Regions from separate parts of the Homo sapiens genome. Here region 2 is linked to region 1. A link is an interaction called in ENCODE POLR2A ChIA-PET data of the cell type or tissue named here. Cell type or tissue: Caco-2. All regions are shown on one strand.

Region 1 (4,000 bases):
CGGGTTCAGACACTTGAGTTGTCTGTTCACCTGAGAAGCAGAATTCTTAAGAGGCTGCTTTATAACTGGAAATGCTGAAGTAATTCATTTAAATAAAAAAAAAAAATTGGGCCAGGCACAGTGGCTCACGCCTGTAATCCTAGCACTTTGCGAGGCCAAGGTTGATGGATCGCTCTGAGCTCAGGAGTTGGAGAACAGCCTGGGCAACATGGTGAAACCCCATCTCCAGGAAAAATACACACACACACACAAAAATGAGCCAGGCATAGTGGCTCACATCTGTGTTCCTAGCTACTCCAGAGGCTAAGGCTGGAGGATCGCTTGAGCTGGGAAGCAGAGGTTGCAGTGAGCCAAGATTGCACCACGATATTCCAGCCTGGGCGACAGAGCAAGACCTTGTCTCAGAAAAAAAAAAAAAAAAAAAAAAAAGAGCCTGGCATGGTGGCTTATGCCTGTAATCCCAGCACTTTGGGAGGCTGAGTCGGGCAGATCACCTGAGGTCGGGAGTTTGAGACCAGCCTGACCAACATGGACAAACCCCGTCTCTACTAAAAATACAAAAAAATTAGCCAGGTGTGGTGGTACATGCCTGGTATCCCAGCTACTTGGAAGGCTGAGGCAGGAGAATCGCTTAACCCAGGAGGCGGAGGTTGCTGTAAGCCAAGATTGCGCCACTGCACTCTTGCCTGGGCAACAAGAGCAAAACTCCATCTCAAAAAGAAAAAAAAAAAAAAAGAAAGAAAGAAAAAGAAAAATATAAGGGCCAAGAAGTCTGTATATTTGAATCAGTAGATTGGCAACTTCTATAGGCAAATCCATGAGTGATAATTAAAAAGTTGTTTGGTAAGCATGGACCCCTCAATAAGGGTATGATCTCCCCTGCACAGTGCTGCAAATATGCTGATATTCTGCTTTGCTCTGTTTTCCTAGCCTCCTTGCAGACCTCTCCCTGACATTCCACTTTCAGGCTAATTAAAGTTCAAGTAAGTTATAGAGTTGTTTCTTTCACATCTAATTCTTCTCTGGGAATTTTAAGCTCTTGCGGTTAGGGTGTTTTGGGTCCTAATGCTTAATTTCCAAGGAAGAGGAAACACCACAAAAAGACAGAGTTAAAATCTACTGGACAACACTCAAACTTAGAAAACATATTTTTGGAGTAAAAATGTAAAATTTTTTAGAGCTAAATATTAACATCAGGTATTGCATAAGCTATGAATAACACATTGATATATCAAATCAAAGGAGTGGAGAGGGGAAGGAAGTCAAAACTTAATTGCAATGCCAACAAAGAAATACAAACCAAATATTGATGAAAATGTATTTGTACATTGTCATACACATAATTGTGTAAAATGAAGCTGTGAATAGAAAGCACTTGGCTTTCTACTGTGTAAAATATATGAAGAAGGTACTGAAAGGTTCGAGGCCACACATTTGTAGTGATCCTCTTGACTCTTCTCATTGGATGTCTCAATCCCGTCAAATCCCATCTCTACTATCAAACTTCATACAGAATCCCCCACCTCAAAAGTCACAAATGACACTTCACATTTCTATCCTTCACTCAAGTTATTAAAAGTGAGAGTGCTAAATATCAATTATATATTAACTTAACTAATGTTTTCATCATATTCTGGTGACAACAGCAATTGGAAGGAATGTATTACATGCCATATTGTAAGCCCCAAGTCCAAATTTAGAAGCAACATGTAGAATTTACCTGTTATAAATTGTTTATATAGACCTACCTCCCTAAGTGCCTTATAGAGAGATATAAATATATAAGCCATAGGCCTCTAAGTCTGATCCAGCTGGCTCCTACGGCCTGTCCTGCCTTATCTCCTGAAATGCTTGACTCTTGACTCATCTCCTGAAATGCTTGACTCTAGTAACACCAAACTTTGTGCACTTCTCAATCCTTCTTGGCAGTTTCATGTCTCAGCGCCTTTGGTCATACTGTTCCTGCTGCCCGGAATGTTCTCCCTCTCCTCTCACCCTGCCCCCCAATTCCCCTCCCACAACATTCCCACTCCCCAATATAAATTGGAATAATCTGTTAGGATTCTGTTCTTCAAGGAGGACTTCCCTTTCTATCTCTACCCTGCATCTGGATGATGACATAGGAGTCCAAGAAAGCATATGTAAAGCTGTTTCAAGATCAGAGATAACTACAGTGTTTCTATGTTTTGAACCATAAAAAAAAAAAATCTCAGATTTCAAGAACATTCGGAGAGAACGGTTTTTGCTCCTTAAGCCTAGTTTATTCTGAAAAATTCATAGCTCTATTCAACCTACAGATTTTCTCTCCCTAACTCCACTTGAAAGCATATGTACATACATGCATGCACACACACACACACACACACACACACACACACTGAATCCCTCTACTATATGCCCATGGATCCCTTTATAATAGCAGAGTACTTGGCATATGATAGATGCAAAGTATTTGTTGCTGTTCGCTGAAGAATGATGAAAGAAATATAATAACATAGGTAGATTAACATAGTCCAAAGGGAAGCCAGGTGCTAAGAGGAAACAGATCTGAGAAAAAATTAGAGGTATATAAGAACAATCAGAAAGGGTTTCTGGGGAAAGTCAATTTTTAACTAATTGAGGAAGAATAGAATTGTCATAATAGCTATAAAAACAGAGTTATAATAGTAATAGTGGCAGATAACACTGATTAAATATTTGATATTTGGCAGAAACTATGCTCAAATATTTGTATGTGTTTTTTTCATTATCACAATTACTGTGATGTGGATATTATTTCAAATTTATAGATAAGGAAAGTAAGGCTCAGAGAAGTTAGGCTATTTGTTCGGAGTCATGCAGTGATAAGTTATGAAGCTGGAAACTGAACACGTTATAATCTGGCTTAGATGGGAGAGTGTGGAGGAGAAGGAGAATGGCACTGAGTGTCAAAGAACAGCCTGAGCTGAAGCACTAGGAGACCTGCGTGGCTACAGCGTCAAACAGGACAATAAAAAGAAAGTTAGCAACATAAGATGGCAGAAAACCTCAAAAATCAGTGAGAGAAATTCTCTGGATTTTTAAGCAGAAAAAAAATAATGAAAATCATTGATGGTCATAGAGAGCTTGAATATAAGATTTTTGTAAGAATATGATTTTTTATTCTATGACTAAAGCAGAAGAACCATACACATCAAATTTGTAAAAAAAAAAAAAAAAAAAAAAGTGTTTTGCAATAAGAGAGCCAGATTTGCCCTCCAAAAAATTCAGTGTGTGCAAAATATTTATAGTTACTTGGTGATCAGAAAACACACATATCTCCTTACATCCCGTTTATCAAAAAATCCAATTATTTATCATTTAATTGTAGCATATCTGGGATAAAAGAATAATAATTAGCTAAATCACTTCGACATCTACCTGAAATATTGGCTTTAAATATTAAAAATATTTTGACAGCAATGTCCTTTATCTCACAAGATCACTTACAACAGAAAGCTCCTTTAATTACCACAACCTATCAATTAAATAAGATTATAAATTACATTTAATTGCTGTTCTAAAATGTAGTTGAAAAATTCATTTGTACCCTATTTGAATGCCTGGATTATCTATCACCTCACTGCTCTCATCTAAATGCAACTGCTTAACCCATCTTACAGTTTTTAAATGCAATGAGTTATCCACAAAAAAGACAGAATTAAAAAAATAAAATCTACAATCTCCTTTTATTCTTTGGCCCTATGCTAACCATAGAAAATGTACACATTCCCTATATCTGCTTCCTCCACCCCTTAATACATTAAGGACTCTTACATATTAAAGTTGCATAAGATTTTAATAAAAGCATTTGAGACTTCCTTCTAGGTTTCCTGCCTAAATATTTGTAATGGAATATTTCCTAAGCTGAAAACCCCACTAAGAGGTCAGAAGCAACAGGCTGATACCTCTTAAGACTAAAATCTAATGGTATGGGAAAGGTGATTTCATAGAATCAGCTCAAAGACAAGAGGTCTGTGTT
Region 2 (4,000 bases), 190 kb before region 1:
TCTTCTTCTTGAATTGAACCCTTTTCCATTATGTAATGCCCTTCTTTGTCTTCTTTTAATCTTTGTTCGTTTAAAGTCTGTTCTGTCAGAAGGTAGTATTGCAACCCCTGCTTTTCTCTGTTTTCCATTTACTTGGTAAATTTTTCTCCATCCCTTTATTTTGAGCATATGTGTGCTTTGCATGTGAGATGGGTCTCTTGAAAACAGAATACCAATGGCATCTTGGCTCATTATCCAGCTTGCTATTTTGTGTCTTTTAATTGGGGCATTTAGCCCATTTACATTACATTTAGTATTGTTATGTGTGAATTTGATCCTGTCATCATGATGCTAGCTGGTTATTTTAAAGACTTGGTTATGTGGTTATTTTAAGGACTTGTTTATGTGGTTGCTTCATAGTGTCACTGGCTCATGTATTTCAGTGTGTTTTTGTAGTGGCTGGTAATGGTTTTTCCTTTCCATATTTAGTGCTTTCTTCAAGAGCTCTTGCAAGGCAGGCCCAGTGGTGACAAATTCCCTCAGCATTTGCTTGTCTGAAAAAAATCTTATTTCTCCTTTGCTTATGAACTATTGTTCAGCCAGATATGAAATTCTGGGTTGGAAATTATTTTCTTTAAGAATGTTGAATATTGCTTCCCAATCCTTTTGGCTTATAGGGTTTCCACTGAGAGTTCTGCTTTTAGTATGATGGGTTTCCCTTTGTAGGTGAACAGTCCTTTCTCTCTGGCTGTTCTTAATATTTTTTATTTCATTTCAACCTTGGAGAGTCTGATGGTTAGGTGTCTTGGGGTTGATCTTCTCATGGAGTATCTGACTGGGGTTCTCTGCATTTCCCAAAATTGAATGTTGCCCTGTCTTGCTAAATTGGGGAAGTTCTCTTGGATGATATCCTGAAGTATGTTTTCCAACTTGTTTTCATTTTCCCTGTCTCTTTCAGGTATCCCAATCAGCCATAGGTTCAGTCTCTTTACGTAATCCCATATTTCTCAGAGGTTTTGTTCATTCCTTTTAATTATTTTTTCTCTATTCTTGTCTGTCTATCTTATTTCAGAAAGATAACCTTCAAGCTCTGAGATTCTTTTCTCTGCTTGGTCTATTCTGCTATTGATGCTTATGATTGCATTATGAATTTCTTGTGTTGTGTTTTTCAGCTCCATCAGGTTGGTTATGTTTCTCTCTTAACTGGCTATTCTGGCTATCAGCTCCTGTAATGTTTTATCATGATTCTTAGCTTGTTTGCATTACATTATAACATGCTCCTTTAGCTTAGCAAAGTTTGTTATTACTCACTTTCTGAAGCTTACTTCTGTCAATTCAGCCATCTCAGCCTCAGTCCAGTTCTGTGCCCTTCCTGGAGAGGTGCTGCAATCATTTTGAGAAGAAGCACTCTGGTTTTTTGAGTTTTCAGCATTTTTGTGTTGATTATTTCTCATCTTTGTAGGCTTATCTACCTTCGATCTTTGAGGTTGCTAACATTTGAATAAGGTTTTCGTGGGTTTTTTTTTTTTTTTTTTTTTTTTTTTTGAGACGGAGTCTCGCTCTGTCGCCCAGGCTGGACTGCAGTGGCGCGATCTCGGCTCACTGCAAGCTCCGCCTCCCGGGTTCACGCCATTCTCCTGCCTCAGCCTCCCGAGTAGCTGGGACTACAGGCGCCCGCCACCACGCCCGGCTAATTTTTTGTATTTTTAGTAGAGACGGGGTTTCACTGTGTTAGCCAGGATGGTCTCGATCTCCTGACCTCATGATCCGCCCGCCTCGGCCTCCCAAAGTGCTGGGATTACAGGCGTGAGCCACCGCGCCCGGCCTTGTGGGTTTTTTTTTTAATGCTGTTGTTTTTTGTTTGTGTGTTTGTTTTTCTTTTATAATAACCCTCAGGCCATTCTATCATAGGTCTGCTGAAGTTTGCTGGGGGTCTGGTCCAGATCCCAGTTGCCTTGTTTTTTTCCCATACCTGGACTTATCACCAGTGAAGCCTTTAAAACAGCAAAGATAGTAGCAAGCTCCTTCCTGTGGAAGTTCCATCCCGGGGCGGTTCTGACCTGTTGCCAACCCACATGCATCAGGAGGTTGCTGGAGACCCCCATTGGGAGGGCTTACCCAGTCAGGAGGAACAGAATCAGTGACTTACCCAAAGAAGCAGTCTGACTGCTTTTTGGTAGAGCAGTTGTGCTGCACTCTGGGAGACCCTTCCTTGTCCAGACAGCCTGTATTCTCCACAGTCTGCATGCTGGAGCAGCTGAATCAACAGGACCACAGAGATGGTGGCAGCCCTTCCCCCAGGAACTCCATCCCAGGGAGAGATCAGAGTTTTATCTGTAGAACCCTGGCTGGAGTGGCTGAAGCCCCTGCAAGGAGATCCTGCCCAGTGAGGAGGAATGGATCGGGATCCCACTTGGCGGGCAGATCACGAGGTCAGGACATCGAGACCAAGGTGAAACCCTGTCTCTACTAAAAATACCAAAAAAATTAGCCGGCGCGGTGGCAGGCGCCTGTAGTCCCAGCTACTCGCAAAGCTGAGGCAGGAGAATGGCGTGAACCCGGGAGGCGGAGCTTGCAGTGAGCTGAGATCGCGCCTCCGCACTCTAGCCTGGGTGACAGAGCGAGACTCTGTCTCAAAAAAAAAGCAGTCTGGCCACAATCTGGAAAGGTAGCTGTGCTGCACTGCGGTGGACCCTTCCTCATCCAGACCATCTGTATTCTCCACAGCCAGCAGACTGAAACAACTAAGTGAACCGAACTGCAGAAATGGCAGCTGCCCCACCTCCTGAGGGCTTCCTCCCAGGGAAAGATCAGAGCTCTGTCCATAGAACTCTTGCTGGCATGGTTGAAGCCCCCACAGGGAGGTCCTGCCAGTAAGAAAGAATGGATTGGGGTCCCATTTAAAGAAGCAGTCTGGCTTTGCTCTGGCAAGGCAGCTGTACTGTGTTGTAAAGGACCCATCCTCATCTGATCATCTGTATTCTCCATAGCTGGCAGGCTGGAGTGGCTAAATCAACAGAATTGCAGAGATGGTGGTCACCCCTCCACACAGGACCTCAGACCCATCTCAGGCAGACTCCAACCCACTGCCATTGGCAGGTTGGGATTCCAAACCAGTGGGTCTTAACTTATGAGGTTCCGTGGGAGTGGGGCCCTCAGAAATAAGCTGCTTGGCTCCCTGGATTTAGCCCCCTTCCTAAGTATATGTATGGATGGATTTCGCACCTTGACAGGAATCCTGGGGTGGGAGAATGTAAAACTCCTGGGCCTCTGTCTATGCCTGAACAGCTGCTCTGCCGAGACTCCACACAGCTCTGTGTATCAGACCCAAGGCCCTGGTGGTGTGGGCTCATGAGGGAATCTCCTGATCCATGGATTGTAAAGGTCCATGGGAGAAGCATGGTTTCCCAGTCCAGGTTGCATAATCACCTACCACTTCCCTTGGCTGGGGTTGGGGGTTCCTCTCGGTGCCACTCCCAGTTGGGCCATTGTCCCACCAGCTCCCTAGTTTTCTTTGTTCTTTGTGGGTTGGATTGTTTGCCTGGTCAGTCCCAATGCAAGAACCTGGATATTTCAGTTGAAGGTGCTGAATTCACACTCCTCTTTGATCATTCCTCTCTGTGAATGCCACAGACCACACCTGCTTCTAATTGGCTATCTTGGCTCGATTGGCCTAATTTCTTTTACTCGTCTTATTGCAATAACTAGAACTTTTAGTACATTGTTGAATAGAAGAGTTGAGATTAAACGTTCTTACTTTTTTTCTGGAAAGCATTTCGTATTTCACAATTAAATATTAAATTAGGTTTGCCATTTTTATAGATGCCTTTTATCAGGTTAAGTATATTCCCTTATAGTCTGAGTTTGCTGAGTTTTTATAAAACTCATAAATATTGAAAATGAATTTTTTAAAATATAAAACTCATGAATGTGAATATTAAATTTTTCAAATGCTTTTGCTGTGTCAATTGTTATGATCATGTGGTTTTCCTTTTAGTCTCTAACATAATGAATTAAATTG

What was found. Peaks named below come from ENCODE experiments on the same cell type or tissue, not always from the same donor. Only the 100,000 strongest peaks of a DNase experiment are listed, where the experiment ranks them.
Region 2: POLR2A ChIA-PET joins it to region 1 with 5 read pairs; 2 of 35 experiments call an interaction of 5 or more read pairs at or near these places.

The regions. Positions count from the first base shown.
Region 1 is chr3:98,739,430-98,743,429 of GRCh38, reverse strand. It overlaps a transcript of ST3GAL6 not described here. Among named protein-coding and RNA genes, the nearest start is that of ST3GAL6-AS1, 8.8 kb to the right of the region's middle. In Caco-2, no CTCF peak of the experiment used is centred here; a DNase peak (open chromatin) is centred at 1,859.
Region 2 is chr3:98,927,131-98,931,130 of GRCh38, reverse strand. The region is part of intron 1 of LINC00973 (long intergenic non-protein coding RNA 973); the gene reads right to left. Among named protein-coding and RNA genes, the nearest start is that of LINC00973, 15 kb to the right of the region's middle. RefSeq lists a silencer at 2,374-2,565. In Caco-2, no CTCF peak of the experiment used is centred here; no DNase peak of the experiment used is centred here.